5 separate regions of the Homo sapiens genome follow, and all the other regions are linked to region 5. A link is a contact called in ENCODE Hi-C or POLR2A ChIA-PET data. All regions are on one chromosome and are shown on one strand. Each heading gives the region's core, a stretch centred on a gene start or an enhancer-like site at or near the end of the contact. The rest is flanking DNA. Distances are from core to core; before and after follow the strand shown. Region 1 overlaps FOXP1 (forkhead box P1). Region 2 overlaps FOXP1 (forkhead box P1). Region 3 overlaps FOXP1 (forkhead box P1). Region 4 overlaps FOXP1 (forkhead box P1). Region 5 overlaps FOXP1 (forkhead box P1).

Region 1 (2,822 bases), core at 132-2,631, 270 kb before region 5:
AAAGAATCAGATGGGATGAGAGAGTCCATAGGTCAGGTTCTCCAAGAGTAGTTTTCAGGAGCCATGTAAGTGGCCCTAGAGATTCTGAACTTTAAAATGTTAAAACTGCTTTGATTTCACAGACACCCTTTCAAAAGATTATCTCAGATTACTGGAAGACTTTCTTGTTAAGTTTAGAGAATTTTGCATTTTGCTTAGAAATCATTTTCAAGTTTTATTAGAACATTTACTAGCAATGGTGCTAATTATTTTAAATATGACCCTGGAAATGGGCTATGTCAGCTTGAAAAGACTATTTTTAACGGAATTTGGTTTTAAAGGCAGGTTTTATAGACATTATAGTAATACCGTTGTTATCTAATTAGCATCCACTGCGTAAATGTACATGATATTAGAGAGGCAAGTATACATAAAATTATAAATTGTGACATTTTATGAGTTTTTTTTTTATTATGAGTCTTCTATAGTCATCATTACTTAACAGTGTGAAATGTGGTCTTAGACATTACATCATGTAAAGACCAGGAGACAAAAAAAAACTGAGGATCAATTTTTGATTATAATAAAGTTTTAGTATGAGGCATTTCTGAATATGTGTCATGAATATGAGTCATGATTTTCACACCAAACCTGACCTATTATGATTATGCTTCAACTTCATGGGGTTTTCAGTATTTAAATTCTAAACCCAATTCTAAGGTTTCAAAATGATTCACATTCAAACCTACTTTTATGTTTTATAATTAAATAAGAAAATATTGCTTATACCTACATTTTTATTATTCTTGGGCATATTATAATTATTTCTTTAATTTCACCAATAAAATAGCCCATTTCTTCATTAGTAAATTATCAGGCTATCTCAATAAAAAAATTAGTTTGAATGTGGCTTGCCATCTCAAAGAGTCATTTCAGTTTGGAATTTTCTCACTTTTTTCATTTGTTCTTTTTGTAAAATGTGAAGATACTTTCTAGGTAAATTAATCCCTTCCAAACGGTAAAATAACTTTCTTCTTGGAAAGAGTTATTACAGTCTTATTCTTTACAATCTTAAATACCACTTAGGTTAGCGTGAACAATACATGAAAAAAATTACACTAGTTAAAAAAAGAATGATTGCGACCTAGGCCAAGTGCATTGCAATTATATGTTCATGGAAAAGTGAGCTTTCTACTGGGAAGAGCACGATATAGATGCCCATGAAATTTCCAAAGTTTAAGTATTTTTGTAAATTAGGTTGTTCCTAGTTAAACAGGTGGCTTTAAAGGCTGGTTTCACTGTTGTTTTAATCATAGTTTAGTTACCATGGAGAAATATGCAAGTTAGCATTTATACACAGAAGTGAAATTTATGCTGCATAGATAATAGCCTAAATTTAGCTTGACTTAAGTTTACCACTTCCTTTTTTTTAAACAAAAAGAATAGTAATATATCACATATATCCATTAACAAGTTAATTTCTTTAAACGCGACTGTTATATTTTTAGAGAATTTCTTTTCTTAAGCCTCAGACACCTCTGTCACTGTGACCTCTTCCAGTGCTGAGTATAATGTAACATATTACATCAGATTTGCTCTAATTGTTTCACCCTTAGGTTTAATAAAACACTTTGCTGAGTTTAAAATCAGTTATGTGGTGAAAAAGTAATGTTTGGACACATTGCATCTAGTTGAGTTTTATAAAGGACTATTATTTTCTACTGAAAATCTTTAGGAAATGTGCCATGCTGATAGGACCAATCTGATATCATAACCCAACGATAATTTTGATTAGATATGTTTTCTAAAGAAAATTCAGAGACAGGTCTATTTCTAATGAACTGTTTTGATCTTAATGCCTTCTTCACTGAGTAATAGATTTTTCACTCTGAATTAAGATGTTCGTCTGTGTGGAATCCAGCATCCGTGAGCTGTCTTTCCTGCTTTACCCTGTACCCCTGAACGAAGGCTAAGTTTTCAAGGACAAATGTAGTAAAAGTGTCCTGATCCAACATGAGGTCCCCCAGCACAGAGAGAGAGCAGCAGATCCCTTTCAACACCAGCTGTTCTCACAGATATAGATTGCTGCAGTGAAATTTTCTTAATATAATTCAGGAAGCTCTAGAGAATTCTCCAAAACAACTGTGCCAACAAGGAAAATGTTGAATTTTTCATCAGCTGCCCAATGCTGAGAGTTAGTGGGCAATCCGTTCATTCATGACCAGATGTTCAGTGTAGTAACGCTCCGCAGTTAACTTGAACCTTGTGGCCTGTTTACCATTGGCTGCAAGGACATTGGCAGCAACCTGGCATTGGAGAATTGAGGCCCGCACAAGCGAAAGACCGAAGTGTGTGTCTGTGGCTTCCTGGTTTTCACCAGCGACCAGACAAGGTAGGGAATGATGAAAGAAAGGAAAGACATCACATCAATCATTTTGGAGGTGGGAGAATTTGCTATATGATTGTGTCTTGGGGGAACAGTAGGCAAATTCTTAAACTCATTTTTATTTGGAAAGAAAGGCAGTCTTTGTTTATTTAGTTAGGCAGATTTTTCAACCTATGTCTAAACCATGAAACTTTTTGTAGTGGGGGCAAGTAGGCATGGGTGGTTAAGACAGTAAGAAAAAGATTTCTAAATTTAAACTGGAGGAAGTCAATAAAATTGACTCTTAATATTGAAACCTGACAAAGTCCAATCTAGAATTGGAAATATGTGATATTTTTGTTTTAGGTGAGTGTTATTATTACAAGTGGAGAATACTTAGATCTTCCATTCATACAGATTCATCATTTCCTTCATATACATGTTTGGAGGCCATGACATTTTTGTGAGCTCTTTGAAG
Region 2 (2,700 bases), core at 60-2,559, 380 kb before region 5:
TTGTGATGGGGGAAAAATAGACTCTTCAGGAACATGCATATGGTGCTTTTGGTAACAAGGCAATAAGGTAATAGGTGGAGGAAGGTTAGGAGTTCATTTTTGGGTGGGGATTTCTTCCTTTGTGTCTGCAAGAGAGGTGGGATATGGCTCTGGCTTTTTACCTTGCTTACAGGGTGTGTCTGCTCTTAAATCTTCTCCTGAGATGGGGCCTAGGCTATGCTGCCTGTCCTTAGCCAAGATAAGAGGTCATTTAGGGGCCAGGTATATTACCCTACCCTTCGCCAGGCCCTATATCCTGTCTCTAAGGCACCACTGGGAGGCAATATAGCACAATGTGAACTAGGTTCAACCCCTGGTTCCCCTCCACTTAATTACTATGTGACCTTGAGCAGGTGACTTCCCATCTCTGAGCCGTGGTTTTCTCACGTATAAAGATGCATTCCTACATCAGAGCTTTGTTGTGAGGAACCAAATGGGAAAATCTATGTCAAGGGCTGAGCACTGCACTTGGCACAAAGTAAATGTTGACTAAATGGCAGCTATTATTGTTGTCGTCATCACCAGCAGTTCCGTCAACTCCTACCTGAGCCTTAGGCCAGTTTTGTTAAGATTAATTTAGTTTCCAAAAAAGATGTGCTAATTGGATTATTACATTTTCATGTGTTTACATCTATATATACATGCATGGCTTTGAAATCTACACATGAATATATTTATCCATTCAAGTTTCTCTTTTAAAAATCTGTAAGGATTATATTTTTAAGTCATTGAACCATGATGAGATTCTTTTTCAAAAAAAGGATTGCTATAAGTGATCATTATGTAGGCCATCAAAATGGAGAATAATGTAGACATGGAGCTAAAAGAAAACCAAAAAAAAGGAAGTCAGTGTTCATACAGGGCCACCAATTGAGTGCATATTTTTATGGCCTGGTTATTTAAAAATATTGGCACTTGCCTACATTGTTTAGGATTGGATGACACAGACAGAGATGTTTTGGGGTTGGGGTAATTTTTTTTTTTTTTTTATTAATTCTACAACTTGTAGACTTGTAATCAGGAGTGGCTTATCAGCAGCTTTTCAAAATCTGACATTCCACATGGAATGCCCCAATGGAGGAAATTTAGCACTCTGTGAATGCTTTTACAGTTGAATTCCACACATATGAATTATGACAAGTGAGGCTGACTACACTGTGGTTTGTTGTGTCTGGTCTGGTTCCTACTTTTAAAGTTGCAGTTGCGTTTGGTCATTTGAAGCTTATTTTCACAGTCTGGCCAAGCCAGCAGGGTCCCGGGGCTCTGCAGGGGACATAAACCACCAGCCTTTAAGCCAGAGTGCTCAGTAGATAAGCATTTCAAGACTTCATTGCATCATACAAAAGGACTTATGGGCTTATTTAACATACACTATTTGACTTAATTTAGATATTTAATGGAAAGAAAAGCCTTTTATTATCACCGAAGGAAAGAACTGCCAAACATTGTGAGGCTCAGTTGAAATATTATAACGGATATACAGAGTGCAAATATATTTCACTGCCTTACATAATGGGGTGTTTAATAATAGTTGTTTCTTTAAATTTAGCACACGTATCTCAGACATTTGCACTTTGTAAATTATAGGCCGTGGTTCAAGAAACTCAGTTTTAAAAAAATTGTTTTAATGAGGCATGTACTGATTTTTTAAAAATGACCTTCAGCTTTGATTTATGTTTATGAGCCCAGATTGGGGAGTTCATGCCAGGAATGAACACTTTCCGTCCTGACTTTTTACAAATGTAAATATGAGCAATGGCTGGGTCTGCTGACTCGATTGGACAGAGCTTAGTTGAACATTGCAGTTGGTAGGCATCAGCCCCCTCTGCAGGTCTGGTGGCTGGGAAGAGCAAGGAGCTCACTACAGCACTGGGAGGACACTACACATAAGTGTCTAGGGGGAAGCCTTTCCATTGTGCTGCACCTGTGTGCTTTCATTTTCTGAAGTACCTGGACTGGCTCAGATTGCCAAAGCCCAAGGCCCAAGATCAACTGATTTTTTTTTTTTAGAGACAGAGTCTCACTCTGTTGCCCAGGCTGGAGTGCAGTGGTGGGATCTCAGCTCACTACATCCTCTGCCTCCTGGGTTCAAGCGATTCTCCTGCCTCAGCCTCCCAAGTAGCTGGGATTACAGGCAAGTACCACCACACCTGGCTAATTTTTTGTATTTTTAGTTGAGACGGGGTTTCACTGTGTGGGCCAGGCTGGTCCTCAAGTGATACACCCGCCTTGGACTCCCAAAGTGCTGGGATTACAGGAATGAGCTACCGCACATGGCCTGACTCTTCTTATTTATTTATTTTTTGAGACAGAGTCTTGCTGTGTTGTCCGGGCTGGAGTGCAATGGCGCAATCTCGGCTCACTACAACCTCCGCCTCCGGGGTTCAAGCGATTCTCCTGCCTCAGCCTCCCTGGTAGCTGGGATTACAGGTGCCTGCCACCACACGCCTGGCTAATTTTTGTATTTTTAGTAGAGATGGGGTTTCACCATGTTGGCCAGGCTGGTCTCCAACTCCTGACCTCAGGTGATCTGCTCGCCTTGGCCTCCCAAAGTGCTGGGATTACAGGCGTGAGCCACCGTGCCTGGCCTGATTCCTTCTTTTTAGAGACAGAGTCTTGCTCTCTTGGCCATCCTGGAGTGCAGTGGCCTAATCATAGCTC
Region 3 (2,700 bases), core at 89-2,588, 370 kb before region 5:
TCAGCCCATTTCTTCATTTCTTTTCTTTTTCTTTTTTCTTTTCTTTTTTTTTTTTTCTATGTGACATAGACTTCATGGCTTTAGGGAGCATGTCTGAGCCTTGGAAGTACTTCTTGGATCTCAAAGCTGCTTGGAGGCTTGGAGAATAGGACTTTGCCATTTGACTCGAAGTGTGGTCCATGATTGGTAGTATCAGCATCTCCTGGTAGTTTTCTAGAAATGCAGAATCTCAGGCCCACTCCAGATCTAGTGAATCAGAGTCTTCGGGGATGGGTCCCAGGAATCTGTATTTTGAAATGCTCTCCAAAAGATGCTTATGCACAGAAGTTTGAGAAGCATCAATCTAGAATACATCTGGACAGATTTCTGCAGGACATGGAGCTATGCTCATTGGAGAGGAATGGAAGCCTTTCCTGGGCACCCAGGGGATGCTGCCAGCCGCCGGGATGCTGGCTCAATAGGGTTAGGTACTGGTGCCAGGCTTAGCATTCTAAGCGCTTGAAAAACTCTCTGGTCACAGCACATCTTCAGTGTTGATGGCAGGTCAGCATGAGAGTGAATCATGGTAAAAACAAAACAAAAACCAAAAATCTCTTTTTAATCAGGAAGCTTAAAGGAGAAGTTAATTAGTTTAAAGTATTTAGAAGAAATATGCTTCTTTCAAAAAGACAGAAGCTTAGAGGTAGAAGGAACTTGAAGAGCATCGGTTAATGCCCTGACCCTACAGGTGAAGAGACTGGAATCGAGATGATAAATGGCTCTCCTGGGGCCACACTAGTGACTGAAGACCATACCGGGTCCAGAACTCAGGCTTCTCAGCTTTTGAGCCCTGACCATCGCACCGTATGTGCTTTCTTGATGGAAACATCTCCATGAGTATTGCTCCTTATGTAATCCATAATCATTTTTAGAATAAAATAGAATTATTTTGGAGAAAAAAATGATGATTACCTTTCCTACTAGTTTTAATGTTCGTTATTAGTACTAGTATTTCTAAAATAATTTAAAATTATTTAAATTTTTTACTTTTTTTGTTCTTCGAAAAAGATCATAACTTAATAGGGAATGGTACATTTATCTGTGTAATATTTTAGTTAAAACAGTTTATTGTTACCTGAAGACTTGATAATGGGAAGTGGTATTTTCATATGCTAAAATATTTAAAATATTTGGTACAAAGCCCATAATAAATAACAACTTTACAGTGTACGTGTTGAAGTGATTAGTAAATGTATCTTTCAAAACAGTATTTCCGGTTCATATTTAACAGCATCACACTTGATGTATTGACATACCCTGGCTTGAACGGTGTTTTCCCCTACCTCAAGAATCTATGTCTTGCTGTTTTCAAGTGTAAGGAAGTGGTGGTTTTAGAAGTTACATCTTAGTTATGTGTAAAAAATATTTTTGTGTTGCAGTGTCCCAGAAGCTTTTGTTGACAATTCCAGTTTCCGAACAAAACATTTCGGCAATGGTGAGGGCTTCGATCCCTTCTCTGATTTGCTGTCAGCCATGAACGGATGGATGTGATGCCTGCTAGCCAAAAGGGTGAGTGAATGAATGTTTGTGATTATTCATCTGAAAATTCACAAGACAAAAAGTCCTTCAAGACAGTTGCCCACCCAGGATGAGAGATTCTTATCTTGAAAGAAGGGACAAACTCTGTCATTGTTTTCTGGTGTAATCTTTTCAGATAATTCCTGCGGTGATCTGAGGATTTATAAAAGGCATAATAGGACATAGGATAACTTCCTCTGTTGGCTTGTTTGTTTTAATCATACTCTGAAGGATGGACTATCTCAGTTTTGGTCCATGTGCAACGTTGAATGAGTAATTGTTTTTTTGGTCCCATTACAACTTGGTGATAACATGAGCCACCAAGAAATAAGACAACAATTTTTTCATCTTGAGTTTTAGGGGAAATTTGAGTCTAATTTGTTCCTTGAGAGAGTCCTATCCCAAACTTTTTGTATGATCAGGACTTATGAGAAAGCCAAAGGATTGGAAACTTGGGATTTTCAAAGATTTTTTGAAAGACTTCTGGAAATTTTTTTGTATCATAATTTACCTCATTAGGTTATTCATTGACTTTTTAGGGGGAGGTTAGAAAGGACATGATGATATTTTTCTCTAAGTGTGTTTTCCATCCATCCTGTTCCTCAGCAATCAATGACTCCCCTGTAGTAATGAACACTGTGACTTGTCATTAGCAGAGACAATGATTGGTTGAGGCCAGGCATTTTGGGTGACAACTCTGACATCATTTGTGGTAGCCTTGCCATTGGATGAGGTCAGTTTCATGGAGAACCTTATCATTTCAGGGTTTGTATTGAATAGCATTTAATTGGTAAGACCCTCATCTTTTTCTGTCTTAGTGCAGTAGTATTGGAAGCAAATTCTAAATAATGGAGAGAAGTGTAGTGAAGCAGAAAGGGCACTGTATTGGGAGTTGGGAGGCTTAATAGTAACCTGGCATGGGGCAAATTAGGCTCTCTCTTTGATTTTTTTTCTTTTTTTTTTTTGGAGACGGAGTTTCCCAATTGTTCCAGGCTGGAGTGCAGTGGCGCGATCTCGGCTCACTGCAACCTCCGCCTCCCAGGTTCAAGCAATTTTTCTGCCTCGGCCTCCCAAGTAGCTGAGATTACAGGCGCCCGCCACCATGCCTGGCTAATTTTTGTACTTTTAGGAGAGACAGGGTTT
Region 4 (2,700 bases), core at 15-2,514, 300 kb before region 5:
TATCACAAATTTAGAGTCAGGAGAACCAGACATGGAATCCTCTTTACCTGGCTGTGGGCACTGGGCAAAGCACTTGTTTCCTCATTGGTAACATTGCAAGGTTATGGTGGGGATTACAAATGAGATAGGGAAGGCGCCCTACCCAGTGCTTGCAACATCGCCAGAGCTTGCAAAAGATGGACATTATCCTAATTATGACTTGAAAGCCCAAATTGGGATTTATGATCTTCCCTGTTTGACTGCAGAGGAGGTGATGCCTCTGTTTGCCTGGTCGCCAAAATCATTGTCCCTTCCTTCTTGCTGCTGGTGAGACTATGGTTAAAGGACCATCCTTCAGCGCAGTTCTTTGTTACTTATTGAAAAAGGTTGGCATTCTGGCAGAAATGTTAGCATTAGAAATGTTTCTAAGCCAGGCCTGACAGCTTGGGCCTATAATCCAGCGACTTGGGAGGCTGAGGCGGGAAGACCACTTGAAGCCAAGAATTCCAGATAAACCTGGGCAGCATAAGGAGACCTTGTCTCTAAAAAATAAATATGTACATAAAATAAGTAAGAAATAAAAATAGAAATATATTTCTGCTGGTGCATCTTTATGGACTTGCGGGTATATTTAGGGCCATTCATGAAATCATGTGACCTAAGACAAGCTGATTAAATACAACTGAAGATGTCTCAGGCTCAGCTAGATCACACATAGAATGGGCGGGGCGGCGGGGGAGCATAATAGCACTTCCCTGCCAGGGTTGCTGAAGGGCTCAGTGAGGTGGGAGATACAGTGTGCCTGGGATGCAGATAACGTGACTGAGAAATCCACACAGGCCAGCCTGGGAGGCCCCTGTGTTGGCCCCATGGCCAGCTACCTCTCTAATTCTGGTTCTATGGCCTATGATTCTTTGTCAGGTCTGCTTTGTACCCCTGGTAGAACCATGTCTGAGCATGCCAGCCAGCAGGGGGATGCTCTTTGTGTGAGGAGAAGCTGGTCTAATCCCGGATATCCTATAAAGTTGAGCAGTTTGCGAGGGGAGACAGAGGACACGCCTTTAGGACTAATGTGTTTTTCCTTGGCAGAAGTCCAAGGTGAACCTCTGTCTTTGCCAAAGGAACACCGCTTCAGGGCCTGTGACTAGGATGTTCTGAGTGGCTGGGTTGGTCTTGGGAGTGGGAGCCTGGAGCCTTCTCACTTTGGATGCACGCTTGGTCTTGCTCTGCGATGCGCTTGGCAAGTTGCCACAATTCTTATGTCTCTCTCTGCTTCCTCATCTGTGAAATGGGCTTAATAGCACCTAGGGAAGGAAGAACTTGTAGGTGCTGTGTGGATTCATAAATTCACCCTCAGTGAGAGCTTTGAAGATGTGAAATTGTCTCTGGGGACTTGGAGGTGTTCTAAACCTGTTGAACCAGAGACATTGGCATCTTACTGGGTTGCCTGTAGCAGCTGGAGAGTTGGAGGCCTCAGATATTGGGCTGGGTGTTGGGCTTCAGGCAGCTCTTTCCTGGCTCCTGAATGAGTTTTAGTTTTCTCCAAGGAAATCTTGACTTGTCTTAGCTTACACATGGGGGTTTGTATTGGAGTTTTGGTTTGTGTTTTCTCCATATGAAAGAAGGGGTGTGTGAGTGTGTGTGTGTGTGCGCGCTTGTGTGTGTGTGTACCCAGAAATGGTAGGTAACTCTTACTGAGATGAAAGAATTTCAAGGCTTACACAGCCAAGAGAGAGGGCATTCACCCCTTTTTTTCTTCCATTGGTTAAGTTTGTCCCCTAGATCCTTCTCTGAAGTGTGGGAGCTGTACAGCACTACCAGTGAGTTCCTTCTCTGTTTAATTGGAAGGACTTGTTGCAGCTTGGGCGATTATTCTTTTTGGCTTTCTTTTCGATTATTTCCCCACACTTCAGATTCATTTGAAACAAGTTTTCAGCCTTGTTCAGGTGGAAACCTGTTTTCAGTTGTGGGCTCTCCTGACCTCACTGGAAGGGTGAGAAGAGAGGTGAGGACGTGGGGGAGGGACCCCATGCCCTCACTGCTCAAAGTGTGGTCCTCAAACGAGCAGCCGCGGCATCACCTGAGTTCTTATTAGAAATGCAGGGTCTCAGGCCCCACCCCAGACCGACTGAATCAGTCTTTTGCCAAGATGGCCAGGTGATTCACGTGCATTTAGGTTTAAGGAGCACTAGAACATTTTGGATTGTATGTAGTTTTTCTAATAGGAGTGAAAAGGGGGAGGGTTGTTGGTTGAGAAGTTCGTGTTTATGCTGATGCTGTTGCATGCTTCTCTCTTCTGAAGTGCCTGCATTATCACTCCCCTTGACTTCTAACTTCCTTACGTGTTGTCCTTGACTTGTGTTAGAAAGCTGTGAAGTGTGACTGAAACTAGCGGGTGAGTTAATGTTTCCTGTTCCACATCACACCATTAAGATGTCGCAGTGCTTGAAAGTAAAAGATGTTCAGCATCCCAATTGCGGGGTGACTGCAGACTGTCTTAAAAAGTTGGGCTGGGTTGTTTGAAAATTTCAAAAGGAAGCATCTCCTAAAATGATAAAATAGGAAACCAAGGCCACGTCAAGAGGGGATCAAATTATGACTTGCCTTCTGAGCTTTTCACATGGAGGTGCTCCATCAGCAGTTCAGAGGCAGCTGGGAGGCTAATCATAGGAGGGCCAACACTGGTCTGTTTTTGTTTAAGAGAATTATGGTAGGTGGTGA
Region 5 (2,812 bases), core at 113-2,612:
TTATGGGACAGGATTTCCCAGGATTACTTGGTTCATTAATTTAGCTTTTTCTAGACAGTTCACTTAGGAATGTCTGCCTCAGTAGTTCGACTGTGTGGTGTATGTGTGTGTGTTTTAAATAATAATACCATTGGACAAACCAGTGACTCTTACCGTTTTGTCGAAGGCTATATTCTGATGTTTAAAGCTAAACATGAATAGCTCAACTAAAGGAAAGTATACCATAGTGTCTGTGGCTAGGGTACAACGTAATTTATCAGAGGCCAACATTTTGCCCCTCTCTTTAAAGATGTTAGGCAGGTGCTGTAATACAGAGAGTCTACTTATATGTCTGTGTCCCTCAGAAATACCTTCTAGTCTTTAATATTATGTAACCCATTTCATTATCTTCAAGGCTGTCATTATCTCAAATTGATTCCTCCAGAGGCCAAGGGAAAGGCTCAAATCTATATTAAATTTAGATTTAAAATTTGCGTTTTTTTTTTTTTTAGTTCTCAAGTGGGGTTTGCATGGCTTTGTGAAATCATTCTTAATATGTAGGCATTCACTGATATATGTGCGCATACTGGCACATTCTTTAAATACCGGAACATGATTTTCTGTAGGGGCTTCCTTACTTCTCCACATCCTGAAGAAGTGATGTGCGTGATTCTAGCACAGTGCCTGGCCCAGTCGTATCAAGACCTATAAATCACAACTGAAAATCTGTTTCATTGCCTATACTGTTTTGGAATGTGAATTGAAAATATGCACACAGAAGGGATTCCCTCTTCCTTGACTATATAAGGGAACGGTGCAGCAGAGGCTCAGATACAGTGCAACTTTCATGAGTATTGCCCTGCAGATAACTAGGAGGTTGCTTTGCCCTTGAGAAGACAAGGATGGAAGCAGTGGCCTTTCCGCCTCTCTCCAAAAGGCAGTTGGGTTGGATAATCATACTTTGTATTTATACGGAGCCCTTTGTCTGTAGAAATCAAAGTGCCTGACTAATGCTAACTTGTTAATACTCAGAACACCCCAGGGACATAGGTAGGCTGCAAAGATTATCCCAGTTTTGAGGTGGGAAAATGTCCTGTTGTTAAAATCATTTACAATTTCCGGGTGTGTCTGTATTTAATGCTCAGGCTAGACCTGGAAGCGCTGTGATCTAGAGATCATGAGAAGCATTTTTTCCTGTGACATAGTCAGCCCTGACCACAGGCAGTCTCATGAGAAAGTGTTTTACCATGAAGAAACTGGCCTGGAAAATATAGCTAGTGCATGATGTTGATGGTTGGGGGAGGGAGGAGGTGGTGAAGACTAATCGTTCTTTATTTTAATCTATTTAGGGTCAAAGGATGTATTTTTTTTAAAGATACAGCATGGGCTGAAACTTCTGATTTTTGTTTTGTTTCTCTTTAACTCAATATGATGTTGGCAATTTAACTTCCACAAAAATCAAGTCAAGTTTGTTCTTTGTGAAGAAACAGATACAGTACTGCTTATGGGCGCTGCAAAGTTAAGTCAGCGGTTGCTCTGTAGTTTCATGCTTTGGGGGCAAAAGAATTGAAACCTGCTGTTAACCTGGTATGGTACTGTGTGATTCTTCAATTCTGGAGTGCCGTGGGCCTCCTTCCTGGGTTTCTAAAGCACAGTGTAAAAATTAGACAAGTGCCATTTACTGTTCAGACTCCTTCGTTGAAAGCTTTTCCAGAAAACTCCACAGTAGGGTGGAGGTGCCTGGGTTGTTTGGCTCCTGAAGCTGTTTGTTTGTTGGAACCTGAATATAGAAATTAGATTTGAAAAAAAAATCTCTACTCAAAATGTGCTTTTAATTTCAAAATGTAATTTTCAAAAGACCATACAAAATGATTCCAGTTTTTGCTTAAGAAATATTCTTTTCTTTTTTCTTCTTTCTTTTTTTTTTTGTTTTTGTTTTTTTTTTTTGTTTGTTTTTTTTTTTCTTTTTGGTTTGTTTGTTTCGTTTTTTTCTTTGAGACAGAGTCTTGCTCTGTAACCCAGTCTGGGGTACAGTGGTGCTATCTCAGCCGACTGCAGCCTCCATCTCACGGGTTCAAGGGATTCTCATGCATCGTCCTCCTAAGTAGCTGGGACTACAGGTGTGCACCATCACACCTGGCTAATTTTTGTATTTTTAGTAGAGACGGAGTTTTGCCATGTTGCCTGGGCTGGTCTCCAACTCCTGGGCTCAAGCGGTCTCCCTGCCTCGGCCTCCCAAAGTGCTGGGATTACAGGCGTGAGCCACAGTGCTTGGCCCAAGAAAATTTCTTTTCTTTTCTTTTTATTTTTATTTATTTGATTATTTTTTTGAGACAGAGTCTCACTCTGTGGCCCAGGCTAGAGTACAGTAGTGTCATCTCGGCTCACTGCAAGCTCTGCCTTCCGGGTTCACGCCATTCTCTGGCCCTAGCCTCCAGAGTAGCTGGGACTACAGGCGCCTGCCACCACGCCTGGCTAATTTTTTTTTTTGTATTTTTAATAGAGACGGGGTTTCGCTGTGTTAGCCAGTATGGTCTCGATCTCCTGACCTGGTGATCCGCCCGCCTTGGCCTCCCAAATTGCTGGGATTACAGGTGTGAGCCACCACGCCCGGCCAAAAATTTCTTTTCTTAATCATATCCCCAAATGCTGACAATGTGTCATTGCAGGTGATGGTGTCATATTTTTTATTTTTCTCCCAATTCATGTATACATTTTACATATCTTCTACCATGAAGTTATTACTTTCATAATCTATAGTTATACAGCACTTTTCAAAATCACTTGTTACTTATTGAGTGTGAGGCTCTAGACTATGCACTTTACATGTATC

Evidence for each region. A loop is a pair of places that touch in the nucleus more often than their neighbours do. ChIA-PET counts read pairs that join two places held with the same protein, here RNA polymerase II (POLR2A). Pooled maps may share reads with other maps.
Region 1: a loop to region 5 is called in a map of OCI-LY7, with 10 times the contacts of the local background. The contact joins two enhancer-like sites. A Hi-C loop is called at or near these places in 5 of 168 maps with a recorded cell type or tissue (Calu3, OCI-LY7, cardiac septum and 2 more), 2 of 37 single-sample maps with no recorded cell type and 15 of 50 pooled maps. POLR2A ChIA-PET finds 5 or more read pairs at or near these places in 6 of 52 experiments (AG04450, CD4-positive, alpha-beta memory T cell, OCI-LY7 and 3 more).
Region 2: a map of B cell shows a loop between it and region 5 (12-fold over the local background). The contact joins two enhancer-like sites. A Hi-C loop is called at or near these places in 7 of 168 maps with a recorded cell type or tissue (B cell, CD4-positive, alpha-beta memory T cell, K562 and 3 more) and 11 of 50 pooled maps. POLR2A ChIA-PET finds 5 or more read pairs at or near these places in 3 of 52 experiments (T-cell, activated B cell and activated naive CD8-positive, alpha-beta T cell).
Region 3: a loop to region 5 is called in a map of natural killer cell, with 2.8 times the contacts of the local background. The contact joins two enhancer-like sites. A Hi-C loop is called at or near these places in 7 of 168 maps with a recorded cell type or tissue (CD4-positive, alpha-beta T cell, CD4-positive, alpha-beta memory T cell, CD8-positive, alpha-beta T cell and 3 more) and 9 of 50 pooled maps. POLR2A ChIA-PET finds 5 or more read pairs at or near these places in 9 of 52 experiments (CD4-positive, alpha-beta T cell, CD4-positive, alpha-beta memory T cell, CD8-positive, alpha-beta T cell and 6 more).
Region 4: a loop to region 5 is called in a pooled map, with 6 times the contacts of the local background. The contact joins two enhancer-like sites. A Hi-C loop is called at or near these places in 5 of 50 pooled maps. POLR2A ChIA-PET finds 5 or more read pairs at or near these places in 4 of 52 experiments (CD4-positive, alpha-beta memory T cell, CD8-positive, alpha-beta memory T cell, HepG2 and 1 more).

The regions. Positions count from the first base shown.
Region 1 is chr3:71,391,035-71,393,856 of GRCh38, reverse strand. All of the region lies in intron 3 of FOXP1 (forkhead box P1), which reads left to right. Among named protein-coding and RNA genes, the nearest start is that of FOXP1-AS1, 100 kb to the right of the region's middle. RefSeq lists an enhancer at 1,525-1,604. Within about 2 kb of position 1,381, at least 4 of the 41 ENCODE cell types and tissues checked have a DNase peak (open chromatin) inside an H3K27ac peak, as active enhancers do; they include OCI-LY7, where a contact is called at or near this core.
Region 2 is chr3:71,509,825-71,512,524 of GRCh38, reverse strand. The region is part of intron 2 of FOXP1 (forkhead box P1); the gene reads left to right. Among named protein-coding and RNA genes, the nearest start is that of MIR1284, 31 kb to the left of the region's middle. RefSeq lists a silencer at 1,673-1,967. Within about 2 kb of position 1,309, at least 4 of the 41 ENCODE cell types and tissues checked have a DNase peak (open chromatin) inside an H3K27ac peak, as active enhancers do; they include B cell and OCI-LY7, where a contact is called at or near this core.
Region 3 is chr3:71,492,274-71,494,973 of GRCh38, reverse strand. It overlaps FOXP1 (forkhead box P1), which reads left to right. Exons shown (of 21, transcript NM_001349338.3): 3 at 1,419-1,548. Among named protein-coding and RNA genes, the nearest start is that of MIR1284, 48 kb to the left of the region's middle. Within about 2 kb of position 1,338, at least 5 of the 41 ENCODE cell types and tissues checked have a DNase peak (open chromatin) inside an H3K27ac peak, as active enhancers do; they include CD8-positive, alpha-beta T cell and natural killer cell, where a contact is called at or near this core.
Region 4 is chr3:71,421,800-71,424,499 of GRCh38, reverse strand. All of the region lies in intron 3 of FOXP1 (forkhead box P1), which reads left to right. Among named protein-coding and RNA genes, the nearest start is that of MIR1284, 120 kb to the left of the region's middle. RefSeq lists an enhancer at 2,451-2,500. Within about 2 kb of position 1,264, at least 8 of the 41 ENCODE cell types and tissues checked have a DNase peak (open chromatin) inside an H3K27ac peak, as active enhancers do.
Region 5 is chr3:71,125,986-71,128,797 of GRCh38, reverse strand. The region is part of intron 6 of FOXP1 (forkhead box P1); the gene reads left to right. Among named protein-coding and RNA genes, the nearest start is that of FOXP1-AS1, 160 kb to the left of the region's middle. Within about 2 kb of position 1,362, at least 10 of the 41 ENCODE cell types and tissues checked have a DNase peak (open chromatin) inside an H3K27ac peak, as active enhancers do; they include B cell, CD8-positive, alpha-beta T cell, OCI-LY7 and 1 more, where a contact is called at or near this core.